Regions from separate parts of the Mus musculus genome. Here region 1 is linked to region 2. A link is a contact called in ENCODE Hi-C or POLR2A ChIA-PET data. All regions are on one chromosome and are shown on one strand. Each heading gives the region's core, a stretch centred on a gene start or an enhancer-like site at or near the end of the contact. The rest is flanking DNA. Distances are from core to core; before and after follow the strand shown. Region 1 holds the start of Sbpl (spermine binding protein-like). Region 2 holds the start of Dcpp3 (demilune cell and parotid protein 3).

Region 1 (7,102 bases), core at 411-2,910, 38 kb before region 2:
GCATCAAAAAATTCAAGGACAACCTGGGTTACAGAGTGAGATCCTGTTTAATAGATAGACAGGTGATAGATAGATGATAGATAGATAGATAGATAGATAGATAGATAGATAGATAGACAGACAGATATCTGATAGACTGGTTGAGACTCTACTCAGGTCTCAGAACTACTAATAAGCAGATGAAGGCCTGCAACAACTTAGCAGGTAAGGGGCTTGCTGCTAAGCTTGGTACTCTGAGGTTGATACCTGAGCCTATATGATGGGTAGAGAGAACTGGCTTCAGCAAGTTTGTCCGCTGACCTCTGTAAGCACACCATGTCACAAAGGTGCCTCTCTGTACAATAAACAAATGCCAACAAAATAAATAAACAAACAAACAAACAAACAAACTTCTGACCTATACTTTACACAGAAAAAGTATGCATTATTTAATCTAAAATGCAAACTGAGTTGGATATCCTTCCTAGGTTTCATGTGGAGGCCGAGTTGGCATCTTTGTGAGCAGCAACTGCAAAGCCCGGGCTTGGGAACAGTCTAGAAGACTTGGAGAGGGGATGTCCTCTCATTGCTTGGAAGAGCAGCTTGGGAACAGTCTAGAAGACTTGGAGAGGGGATGTCCTCTCATTGCTTGGAAGAGCAGTTACCAGAGTGCTCCAACCCCCACCTGACAACACCGGGTTGAGTGGATGCTTTCTCGTTGGCCCCAGAGAATCACCCATTTTATTTAGGCTGCAATCCATCTCTGGTCTGCTGGCCTGAGCAAAAGATTCTTAGTGTGGCTATGGATTTGTTTGTCATAGACAAGGGATGCCACAGAGCTTAGAAACTGATCTGGGTAGACCCTGCATAGATTCAAGCTGAGAAGGGGTGTCATGGCAGAGTTGTTCACCCTGGAGCAACTGCCCAACCTGGGGTCAGACTTTGTGGGGACCCTAGGGAGCATGTGTGTGTCATAGAGAGGTGGGAACAGGAAGAATCTGTGGGTCCCAAGCCAGGCTGACATGTCAGGGCTAAACCGCCTGGTTCTCACTGTCTGACTGTGAAATGGACAGCAGAGAGATGTTGGCCTCAGAGCTGCCTGGAGGACCGAGGCTGTGCTGAGAACTCAGGCTGCTCATTGGTAGAAGCTGCTATGAGCAGTGTTTGGAAGGGGCGTTCACGAAGCAGGTATTAGGTGAAGACTCTGAAAAGATCCCAGATAACAATCCATAAGAGAGAGGGAGGTGGGAGGGAGATGGGACTTGTGCCATCCTTCCCAATGAAGTCATGGGCAGACTCGTCTGCTCTACACACACACATGCTCATGACTGCACATTTCCTTTGCTGAAGACAAGCTTGTTTCTTGGCTCTGGACACCTGCTTTACCTGAATTTATGGAAATCACCAAGTGTGACCACAAGTCTCCCTGTTTCCGCACTAAAACCATCCTGTGCCCCACTGAGATTCAACAGGATAGTCCCTGCATTTGCAGAGGATGGCATGGACTGTGGGGTTTTTTGTTCAAAGGCACTGGAGAGGAAAACAAATAGTGTCCCAGCGTGTCCTGGATATATCCCCACATTGCAGGAAAGCCTTTCAGGGGCGGGAGTACAGAGCTCCCACGATGGCTATGACTGGGTGGCATCAGGGTATAAAGGGAGAAGCAAAGGGACTCAGATCACACAGCCCAGGTAAGAATGGAGGAGAGACCTAGCCTGGTGCAGCCAGAGAAGGAAAGGGGGAATGGGTGGAGACTGAAGCATGGAGGACGGATGGAGAGCTTTGGAATACGGGGTTTCTCCAAGTGCATACAGAATTAGGCATGGGGAGCCCGGTGTACTGTGACAATATGGTTGTCTTTCTCAGAGCTTAGTCAAGGAAGTCAGCACAGTGACACTGTGGGGTCACAGTTTGGGCATGGGATGAAGCCATCCCTGGGCTCTCGTGAAGCCTTTGAGACGATGGGAAACAGGGTTCCCCGGTGTTCTCTTGTCTCAGTCTGAGGCCTGGAGACCTCTGACACCCCATGTCTTCCTCAGAGCTTCATGAAGTCTTGGCACCTCCCTCTGGGTCCTGAACCCTCAGGAGCCATGCTGCTGTTGCTGACTTTGGCTCTCCTGGCCAGTCCCACCTGCAGAGCCCAGAGTGAGTACCTGAGCCTCCTTTGTGGCTTTCACCTCCCATATCCTGTCCTAAGCATAATGGCCTCTGAGAGAGGGAGTGGTCCTGAACACACTCCTAATGCCTCACTTTTCAGATGTCCTGGGGAATGCTGCTGGCAAGTATTTCTACGTTCAAGGTGAAGATCAGGGGCAACTCAAGGGCATGCGGATCTTCTTAAGTGTTTTCAAGTTCATCAAGGGGTGAGTAGGGCTTCCTTGCAGGAATGGCAGGTGGTACTCATCTCACACTGGAGCCTTAGAGGACTTCCTGGATTCACAACCCCAACCAGTACTACCCAGTATCCTCTTGGTCTCTGCTTCTCTAGCTCCATCTCAGTCAGTGTACTCAGGGCTGGGATGCCCAGGCTGGATTAAGACTGGACAGTCCTCAAGGAGACAGGTGGAGAGGGACCTCCAACTTTCTTGTTCAGAAAGAATCACAGAGGCTTGAACAGCAAACGGGGTATAGTGTACTGAAAATGACTCATGGTTATCTGAAATTCTAATCTTACATCCTTCCTGCATCCTCTGTCTGATTTGATAAGCAACTTAATATGCAAGAAAGGAAAGAAGCTGGCATTAGGAACAATCCAGAAGATTTGGGGTGGTCATATCACTTCTTTGCTCAGTAGAACAGATTCCAGGGCTCCCGTAGTCTCCCCTGTTCCTCCCTGACTACACAGAGAGAAGAGCCGGTCTCTCTGGTCTCTGCTCATAAGGTCTGTCTCAGGTATACTGATCTTAGCAGTGTGGCTCCTGCCTCATTTGGGGCTGATAAGGTAGAGGGCTCCAGAGGGGAAGCTATGAGTTGGGCAGAACCTGAAAACATTCCAGCTCAGGGTGGGTGCAGTAGCACTCATAGCTGCCCTGGTACAGATGCCAGACTCTCTGAGGTCCTATGAGGAGGGATGTTTCTAGAAGAAGAAGGACTGCAGGCTGCCCTGTGAGAGCTGGACACTTCTGGAGCCTGAACTGTGAACTAGGACCAGAATAGGATGCAGATGTGAGAAGGAGCTGGCACCCCTGAGTTTGTGCTGACTTGATTTCTCTCCAGCTTCCAGCTGCAGTTTGGCAATAACTGGACTGATGTCTATGGATCCCGGTCAGATAACTTTATAGACTTCCTTCTGGAGGACGGAGAGCACGTGATAAAGGTAGAGGGCAGTGCAGTGATCTGCCTGACTTCCCTGACCTTCACTACAAACAAGGGGCGTGTGGCCACCTTTGGTGTTAGAAGGGGTCGCTACTTCAGTGACACTGGAGGTTCAGACAAGCATCTAGTGACTGTCAATGGAATGCATGCACCGGGCCTCTGCGTCACAGGGATGGGCTTCAAATGGGAAGATAATGCAAAGGACTTGGGGTCCCCAGAGCCTGTGAAAGAGCCAAAGGACAGCTCTGACAGTTCCAACAAGAAGGAAGATGAAGGCAGAGGCAAGGATGATGATGACAATGATGAAGATGAGGATGACAATGATGAAGATGAGAATAATTATGGCAACGATGATGATGACGATGATAATGATGACCAGAAAGATGAAAGCTGAGTAGCATGCTCAGAGCTCAGTCCTGCATCTCCACATGGCAGCGCCTCCTCTCAGCCAAGCTCTCCCACTGGAGGAAGTAATATACCAGGAGACTCCAGGCTGGGGGGAGCAAAGCCCAAATGCCTTTATCTCTGTCTAATAAACTATGTGCATCTATGTGAGCCTGAGTGGTCCTCACACCAAATAGGATTCCCCAAGAACTTCCTTTAACCCCACCCCTTTGGATCTAAACCCACATACTGAGTTACAGTTAGCACAGAGACCCTTGGCCAAACCAGTAGGACCAAGATCCCCAGAATGAGGGCAGTACCAGCCACTGCCTGTCTCAAAGCAGCCCAGGGCTGCAAGGAGAGCTCAGTGTGTGCTGACCAAGCTGTCAGCAACTGGCTCTGCAGTGGTCCTGTCTAACTGTGTTTGAGCAGGTGTCATAGACTCCTGCTCCTCTGCAGAGATATCTGTTCTCCAGCCTCCTCCTCCTCTCTCTAACTTCCTGCTCACCCTCTTCCTTTACACCTCTAGGATGCCTGGAAGGGGTTCCTCACCCAACTAGGGATTAAACCCAGGGCCTCCTGCATGCTAGACAAGTGCTCTACCACTGAGCCACATTCTTAGCTGACATCTATCTAGCTGTCTGTCTGTCTGTCTGTCTGTCTGTCTACCTGTCTGTCTATCTATCTATCTATCTATCTATCTATCTATCTATCTATCTATCTATCTATCTATCTATCTATGAATGAGACAGGCTCTCACATAGCCCTAGCTGGTCTACAAGGAAGAATGGCAAGCCTGCTTAGCAAGAAAGCAAGTTTCAACAAGTCAGGCTCAGGCAATCATCAAAGCCAGTGCTAGGTGCCCTGCCAAGGTCAGAAGAGGTCTCCAGCCAATCGCCATGGCTTCCTTTCTCCCTGCACAGCAGCAGGTCCACAGGTTGAAGAACGTTAGAAATGAGTCTCACAGATACTCCAATTTTGATTATAGTATCTCTGACAGCAAGTTGCTGGGGCCATAGATTTCAGGTCAGTGAGTATAAATCTCAAGTGCAGCTGTGACAGATGTGGCACCTTTGTGAGAGGTGTGAGGTGACATTCATGGCAAGGGAAGTTTGCAGAAGAGGGTGAGTCAAATGAGAGGAACTTCCTTCTCCATTTCAGTTAAGTGTATCCCCTGACTGCTGTCCACAGACTCCAGGCCACTTCAAACCTTCAATTGGCATTTAAAATTCAATGACCTGGGCAAGGCAGCACAGGCCTATATAAGTCCAGGCTACTTGGGAGACTGAGGCAGGAGGATTCAGAGCTTGCTAAGCATCTTAGTGAGTCCTTGCCTCAAACATGGTTTTTTTTTAAAAAACATTATAATTTTTGGCAGTTTAAAACTCTTAACTTTTATATTGCACGCATGATTGTTGCCTGGGTTCATGTAAATATGCCAGCTTCAATTTTTAAGGTTTTTTTTGTTTTGTTTTGTTTTGTTTTTTGTTGTTTGTTTGTTTGTTTTGGTTTTTTCGAGACAGGGTTTCTCTGTTTAGCTCTGGCTATCCTGGAAATCACTCTGTAGACCAGGCTGGCCTCAAACTCAGAAATCTGCCTGCCTCTGCCTCCCAAGTGCTGGGATTAAAGGCATGTGCCACCACTGCCCTGCTCATTTTTAAGTTTTTGTTTAAAGTGACAAAGAGAGAGAGGGACAGACAGACAGAAAGACAGATAGAAAGAGAAGAGCTGGATAGATGGTGGACTCGCTAGGAGAGCTCTAACTGCTCCTGCAGAAGACCTGGTGTTGTTGCAGCGCCCACACAGGGCAGCTCACAGCCTCTGTAGCTCCAGCCCCAGGGCACCTGACACCCTCGTCTGGCACTCGGTGTGTATGTGCTATATATACATAGACACGTGCAGACACATGCTCATCCACACGTTATAAAAAGAAAGGAAAGAGGCTGAGACAGCTGGGCATGCTGGCCCATGCCTTCAATGCTGGGATTTGGTAGAGGTAGGAAGGTCAGGAGTTCAAGTCTATTGTAATGCTCAGGGCACTCTAGAGTAGCAGAACTTACAGAATGCATCTCTCTCTCTATGTATACATATAAAATGGGGATTTCTTAGAACAAGTTAGAGGCTATGGTGCAACTAATCCAACAATGGCCATGCAAGAGAAAATCCAAGAATCCAGAAGCTGCTCAGCCCACGAGGTTGGCTGTCTCAGTAGGTCTTTTGTAGATCTTGGAATCCCAAAGAAGTAGGCGCTAATGCCAGTGGAGGAAGGGACTTGGCAGGCGAGGGAAAGCAGGCCATGAGCAGAGGCTTCCTTTCCCCATGTCCTTACATAGGCTCCTACCAGAAGGTGTGCAACAGAACAACGTGAGTCTCCTGCCTTAAGATCTGGATCAAAAGTGTGTGTGTGTGTGAGTGTGTGTCTTTCTACCTCAAAAATCTGGACCAGAAGTGGATTCATCCACTTCAAACTGAGCAAAAGAGTCCTTTCCCAGGAGTACCCTCCATTTATGGATTGTAATTCAATCTAAAAGGATTCAAGTTATCCATCACAGTTACCCTCAACTTGCAAGTTTGAAGGTCACTCTAGGTTACATGAGACTGTGTCTCAAAACAAAGGCAGGTGACATAACTCTGTGTGTGTGTGTATGTGTGTGTGTATGTGTGTAGGCGTAGTGTCTAGACTGCACAACATACTGGGTTCACTTCTCAGTCTGAGAAAGAATTTTTTATAATAATTATTGAAATTTGAAGTTATGTATAATTGTGTCTGATCAGGTCCATTCAAGTCAGTGCAGGGGTCCTTGGAGGGAGGAACATATTAGATCACCTGGACCTGGTGGTTATAAGCAAATGTGAGTTCTTTTAGATCCTTTGAGGTGGATGCTATTAACATCTAAGACATCTTCTTAGCCCCCCCCCAAAATTTAAATATGGAAGTAAAGAAAATAATAGAATGATGCTTATGTGATTTTTTGGTGCCTGAAAAAACAAAACAACCTAAGTGGTCACAAGAGACTAGCAAAGCAGATCTTTATTTGAATTATGCAGCAGAAACTGCCGGCCAGGAACAATAGCACAGGCTCAGGACCTGACAGGGTCTTTGAATGTTCATCTTAATAACTATTTACATAAAGAACAAACATGTATCCTAGTCAGTCCATTACTCATTGTTCAGGGCTACATAAAAGACCCAGGTGCTGAACTGGGACCCCAAGCTAGGATGCTACAGAAATTTTAAGCCTGCAATCCACAACAGCTGTGCCAAGTTGTCCTTCCATTAAGGAGTCAGGGAGAGGGGATTCCTCAAGAACATGGCTTTGTGGTACTTTTATCCTGTTCCCATGGGTGAGTTTTTCAAAGGTGATGGGGCAGGCATCTTGTCTAAAATTCACGTCTCAACATTCTAAGCATGATGTCAGTTTGA
Region 2 (6,590 bases), core at 2,386-4,885:
TTTTTCCTAAGGATCGAGATATAGCTCAGTGGCAGCTAAAGCATTGTCCTAGACTCAATGCTCAATGTTACAAATATAAATGGAATTAGTGCTACTCTGTAATGTCATGGACAGATCAGAAGTGCTTATTAGTACTGTTTTTTCTTTTCTGGTATATGTATGTATGTGTGTGTGTGGTTGTGTGTGTGTGTGAGCCAGATATCATGTAGCCCAGACTATACTTAAACTGAGTATGTAGCAAAGGATGTCCTGAAACTTCCTGTTCTGCTCTTCTTGGCTCCACCTCCAGAGTGGGATTATGGACACAAACCGTCACCCCTGGTTTTATGTGCTATTAGGGATAGAACCCAGGCTTCATAGATGCTGGGAGCTCTCCAACCTACTTGTGAAATCTTTGCCTTAGTTTGGGATCAGGGTTCACACTTCCCAGCTGGACCTCAATGCTGCTACTTCTGTGTGACCTTTGTCCTCTGTGCCTCAGTTTCCTCATTGGGAGGGAGGCGATTTCTCTATGTAGTAGTCCTGGAATTTGCTTTAAAGAGCAGGTTGGCCTTGAACTCACAGAAATTCTCCTGCCTCTGCTTCCTGAACCTTGAAATTCAAGGCATGTGCCACCACAGCCAGTCAAGCCTTCATTTTGCAAGTGGTACTGTGAGAACCTGAGAGGTGCAGATAGAGAGAGGCCTGTCCTCTGCTTTGTTATATTTGATCCTGGGCCTGAAGCTTCCTTCTCCTTGAATCTACTTGGCTGTTTCTCCCTCCTCTCTGAAACCTAAGCTCAGATCCCATTGCCTCAGGGAAGAATCTCTGAAGCTCTCTCAACCTGCCTCACCCCCTGGAGATGCTGTCACTCATCTGCCTGTACAGATGCCCAGGGACGCGGGCACTTCAGCAGTCACCACGAGCTTCTGCATTGACCCCTCTTGGCAAACAGTCCATCTGCTGAACTGCTGGTCCCTTTTTGTGTCTGTGTGTCTGTGTTGTGTATGTGTGTTGTATATGTTTGTATGTGTGCATGCGTGCATGCATGCATGTTAATGAAGTCATACACTTATATATGTATACATACATGTGGAGGCCAGAGATTGACCTTGAGTGGCTTTGGGGGGGTCTCTAATACTTATTTTGTAAAGCAAGATCTCTTTCCTGAAGCTAGAGCTTGCAGATTTGGCTTGAGTAGCTGGCCAGAGAACCGTGAGGGTAAGTCTGTCTCCACCCCTCCATGTGCTTCTTCTCCCTGTGCTGCAGTTATGGACTTGCAGGTTCTGGGGACCCAAAGGTAGCTTCTTATTCTTGAACAGCAAACAAAGATTTTACCCACTGAACCATCTCTGTAACTCATCTGGGACCCCTTTTTTTCATGTCCTAGTGCAATGAAAAGCCTGATAAGAACAAGCTATTGGCAGATGACTAATGGCCTCCCTTGTATCACCAGAGAAGTCTGGAGCATTGCAGGGCCAGCAGAGGTGCCGGGTTTGGCCCTGGTGCAGGGCACAGTGCACAGTGGTGGTCTCTGAGCTAACACCTCAGAGATTGTAGCTTAGGGTCTTTGTAGGCAGGCCCCAAACCCTTGCCGGATCCATTTCTACCCACCCTTCATTTCAGATCACAGAAGCCTCTCAGACTCAAGGATTGCACTTGGACACACAGCTCATGCAGATGTTGTATTTATTCATGGGTTCAGTTTGGAAGTACCTGACACAGACCACTTCAGCCTGAGTGGCCATATTTCACACATGAACTGTTTTCACTTCCCCACAAAAACAAGATACTCTTTATGCCACCTGCCCTCCAAGAGACACAAGCTCCCTTGAGCACAAAGCTGGGATCATCAGGGTAGCTAGAGTACTGATAAATACCCACGTGATACCCCACCATTAGCTGGCGCGGCTGGGTGGTTGTAAAGACTATCTGAGTTAAAGCAGAAGGAGAGTATGAGCCTTCGACCCCAGTGATGTGCTCTTCCTTAGACAGTCTGGCTACCATTTCCTTCCCGGCAGTTGAGCCATACACTTGACCGTCCTTGTCATCATAGTTGAACTGAATTCTAGGAGAGAGGAAAAGTCTTGAATACTCATCCCGACAGTGCATGACCTGACTTCCTGGCTCCTTGGTACCCCTCCCCGCTCTTTTAGCTTCTTAAGACATACTGAAAAAGAAAACGCCACTCTCAGACACTGTGATCTAAAGCTCACTACTCAGTATGAGAGGAACCAGTTCCCTCATGAGCACAGAAGACATTACAAACAGGGAGGACCTTAGGAAGCTGCTCACTGAGACCTTCAAAAGGAGCTCGACTGCCATGGGGAGCTGCCCCTGGCCTTGCTGGGACATCCTCAGCCTAGGTCACTTATAAGCAGCAGGTCACAGACTAGGTGCCTTCCATGCCCCTTGAGGACTTCACCAGCCGAACTGCTAAGTTCATCAGCACCCCATCTTTGATAGTGTTCCAGAGCTTTCTCTTCCCTGTTCATACACTCTACCTGTTTTTTTATGTGTGTGTCTGGTGTTCTCTAAGTACAAAGCAGAAATCCAGTCCAGGACTCAAGCAGGGCTACCCACCCCCACTCCCCCTATATCAAAGGACTGACTTTGGAATTTCTGCTTCCAACATATCTTACCACTAATAACTTATTAGAGACTTACTCTGACCCTTGCCTCTTTAGACTCTAACCTGACAGACCAGACTTTTGCTATCAAGTTTGGGGCCTGAGGGGCCTTTTGTGGTTGACTTCAGTAAGGAGAATCATCTCCAACCTTCTTTGATCAACCCAAGAGGCAACAGTAGGAATTTACAAATGGAATCTGCCAGGATAGGCCTGTGTGCAGGAGAGGTGGCTAGAGACAGGGATAAGCCAAAGGTTTGGCTGGTGGCTCTGTGACTCTGTTAATCAAATGACTTTAAGGAGCCATTGGAAGCCAGGTGAGGATTCCATGGGTAGAATATAAGCAGAGCATCTACATGGGCCCATGAAGCCATCGAAGAACTGGGACCCAGTGGAACGAGCCATGACCCCAATCCTACTTACCCAACAATCGATCTAGCCTGAAGAAATACCCGGATACTTGTTATATTTTTTTCTTCAGGTGTGCTAGTGCAGGAATGTTTTCCAACTTCTGGACCATGATAATCTGTGTGGATAAAAAACCCAAAGGGAGAAAACCCACTCAGCCACACGGAGGATGTCTTCCCACCTTGAAGAATAGTCCCGTGTCAATATTTAGTCTGTGGCAAAGGGCTGGGAGTAGCCCCCATGTCTCATGGGTTGTGAGAGACGAGGTGGCTACTAGAGAGAGAGAGAGAGAGAGAGAGAGAGAGAGAGAGAGAGAGAGAGACATAGACAGAGACAGAGAGACAGAGAGACAGAGAGAGAGAGAGAGAGAGAGAGAGAGAGAGAGAGAGAGAGAGAGAGGCAGACTTCAGACTTGACTTACCTTGTGTCAAAACGGTGGGGGTGCCCAAGAAGGCAAGAATCAGTAAGGCCAGCATGGCCTCCAGCTGGAACATCTCAAAGTCTGAGGGGAAAGAGCAAAGACCACCCAAGTCTTGGACAGGGAACCAGCTGCATTTTGCCATGTCCATCCCTGGGAGGCACACAGCTTACCTGGCTGAGAGGACTCGCCTTGGGTGTCTTGTTCCTGGACCTCTTTCCCTCCCCTTATATGCTTCTGGGGCCTCTTGGGCCCCTGTCCAGAAGGAAGAAGCCACAGGCCACCAGAGAGACAGGAAGGAGCTGGTGGGGGGTCTCTTCCTGGGGGAGTTCTCAAAGCCATCTGGGGAGGCTCCCGGACACTCTGTATTTGCCAACTTGGCACTATAGCCTACGTCAACAGGGCTGCTGACAGTGACAGGCATTATCTCCATTGTCACCTTTGGGCTCTCACGGGAACCTGGTCAGAACTTGACTTTAGAAGTTAGAGAGGTTTGCTGAGAGCCCTTTCCCAGCTCAGCCTGGCAGATTTCAACCCTCTGAGTGGCACAGGTACTAGTCTCAGAAACACTCCAGAGCACCAGGGCCTCTTATTGAGGGGCCTAGGCAGGTCCTTAGTCTGGCACACTTCACAGAACCCCTGTGAGCTCCCTACCAACCTCAGAGAGCTAGAGACAAGTGTTGCTCCTTCTACCCTGCTTGAAGAACAAAGAAGAGGCACTTTGATAGTAGTTGCTCGACCTGTCACTCAGCTATCTGTGGTGGTCTCTCTCCTATGCAGGATTTAGCTATAGAACAGATGGGAAGGGACTCAGAGGTCATGAGATAGAGACATCCAAGATGTAACAGGAGCCATAAAAGGCAGAGAGTAAAATCTCTCGGCCAACTCATCTGGCAGCACCTAGGACCAGTGTGAGGTGTGTTCCTGCATTTTTGTGCATGTGTGTGTATGCGTACTTGTGTGTGTGTGTGTGTGTGTGTGTGTGTCTGTGTGTGTCTGTGTGTATTACTGGGAATTGAACACAGACTACCAAAACATTTGGCAAGTGCTCTACTACTGAGCTATCTAAGGACTGTTTCCTCTTTGTCATTGTGTTGTGCATGAGGATTGGGGGTACATGAATGTGTGTGCACATGTTGATGATCATCACACATATTCTTTTTCCTCCTCTTCCTCCTCTTCCTCCTTCTCTGTCTCCTTCTTTGGTCGGATCTTTGTATTATGACCCAGACTGGCCAGGACCTTACTGGAACTGGAGTTATAGACAGTTGTGTTGGTGCTGTGAGTCCAACCCAGGACCTCTGGAAGAGCAGTCAGTGTTCACAGTTGCCCAACCACCTCTCCAGACATTTATGCCTATGTTTTTGAGACCATCTCTCACTAAACCTCGAGCTCACTGATTCAGTTGGACTGGCTTGTTAGCAGGCCCCAAGGATCTCCTGTCTCCCGCTTTTCCTGCATGAGTATTAAAAGCATGCACTGTTGCACCCAGCCTTTTTATGTGGGTGCTAGGAATCACACCCAGAGCCTTATTGCTTGATGTCAAATGTTTTACCAGCTGAGCCATCTCCTTATCCCCTCCTCAAGCCCCAGGAGCCCTGTCTTTATCTGGGTGATGATATTCTCCTGGGCTTGGGTCCTGGGTAGCTTCCCTCTGTCTGATGTACTTTCTTCTGTCTATTCTCATCTGTTCTACTCAGCCCCTTCTTGAAGGAAGACACATGAAAGGAACACAAAGATGTATTTGTCAAGACTTCGCATTGGCGACTGAAAAGCATCCCATTGGAATGATCTGGGAAGATGGGATGGGGAAGATGATGATGGAGGAGATGAAGGCTATTTATTACTTCACATGGGGCAGAGAACAATGTCAGAAAGGGCATCCTCAGGGTCTCTGGAAATAGTAGAAGGTCACAACTGCTGATACGGTATGGAAGCCAGACTTGATGGAAAGCCCAGCTTCATGAGGGATGTGATGGGTGAACTGGGTCGATGCTGTGCTTCGAGCTTTTCATCTTTTACATCTAGAAAATCACAGTATCTACCCTCAGTGTTGCTGTGAGAATCCCCAGAGATTTTTCACATAGAGAGGGCTACTTAGAGAGTTCCTGGAAAGTCAGGGTTACATAAATAAACCCTGTCCAAAAAACAAAAAAACAAAAAAACAAAAAAACAAAAAAAAAAGGAAAAACCCAAAAGCCTGTCTCAAGTCACACTTGAATTTTTATTTTAGATATCCAAGTAAATCGAGGGATGACACACAGCTATGGATAATCAGACATCTCAGACATCTATCCCTGAGTGCTAGCCTTTAGGCTATTCTTTACATAATTTAAGACACTTTAAAACAGCTGGTAAGAAAATCTTTTATATATAATTCTGTTTGATTGAAGTATGAATAAAGGCTTGACCTAGAAAACAGCATCACTGAAACCACAACATGGAGGCCTTTCTTTCCTTTCCTTTCCTTTCCTTTCGTTTCCTTTCGTTTCCTTTCCTTTCCTTTCCTTTTCCTTTCCTTTTCTTTTCTCCTCTTTTCTTTTCATTTGTTGGTACTCGGGATTAAACCAAAGACCTCACTGTGTGCAACAAGTGCTCTACCACTGAGCCTCATCCCCAGGCCTGATATAGAGGTTATGTTTGTTCATTTGCTTGTTTGCCCCTATGAGAGGTATACAAAGTTCCTAGACAAGGCCAGTCCCAGATGAAGAATAAAATTCAAGAGTCCATTACTGGACTAGGGGTGCAGCTCCATTGGCAGAGTGCTTTCCCAGCATGCACCTGGATTCAATACCCAGTACTATATAAATTGGGCAGAGTATCACATCTGTAATCAAAAACCTGGGAGGTAGAGAATTAAGTATTGTGTGAGACGTGTCCTTGGGGAACATGAACAAATGTCTATTCATCCAAGATAGTGAATCAAGACATAAAAGTTAAGCCACCATAGAGAGCAGACACATGGTGACGATTGGCCACATGGCCAGGAAGGGAGCTTTAGAGAAAGCATAAGGAAGCCCCAGAGTGCCAGGAAATTGTACTTAGCTCTGGTTACCATTCAAAAGAAGAGAAAAAAGGCACAACTCAGAAAGGGAGGCTGCTCCAGCAGAGAGCCTCCTGGACAGCCCTGGAGCATCTGCCCAGAGGAGGGAGTTCTG

The links. Hi-C counts contacts between places; a loop is a spot of excess contacts on that map. ChIA-PET counts read pairs that join two places held with the same protein, here RNA polymerase II (POLR2A).
Region 1: a map of T-helper 17 cell shows a loop between it and region 2 (2.1-fold over the local background). The contact joins the promoter of Sbpl here to the promoter of Dcpp3 in region 2. A Hi-C loop is called at or near these places in 1 of 37 maps with a recorded cell type or tissue (T-helper 17 cell). POLR2A ChIA-PET finds 5 or more read pairs at or near these places in 3 of 5 experiments (Patski and embryonic stem cell).

The regions. Positions count from the first base shown.
Region 1 is chr17:23,949,831-23,956,932 of GRCm38, reverse strand. It overlaps Sbpl (spermine binding protein-like), which reads left to right and starts at 1,660. Exons shown (of 4, transcript NM_001077421.1): 1 at 1,660-1,670; 2 at 2,019-2,124; 3 at 2,237-2,342; 4 at 3,196-3,848. The coding sequence starts at 2,025. The coding sequence ends at 3,688.
Region 2 is chr17:23,914,503-23,921,092 of GRCm38, reverse strand. It overlaps Dcpp3 (demilune cell and parotid protein 3), which reads right to left and starts at 3,635. Exons shown (of 4, transcript NM_001077633.1): 1 at 3,606-3,635; 2 at 3,436-3,516; 3 at 3,030-3,132; 4 at 1,652-2,047. The coding sequence starts at 3,508. The coding sequence ends at 1,711. It overlaps Gm41545 (a long non-coding RNA gene), which reads left to right. Exons shown (of 3, transcript XR_876668.3): 3 at 5,133-6,590.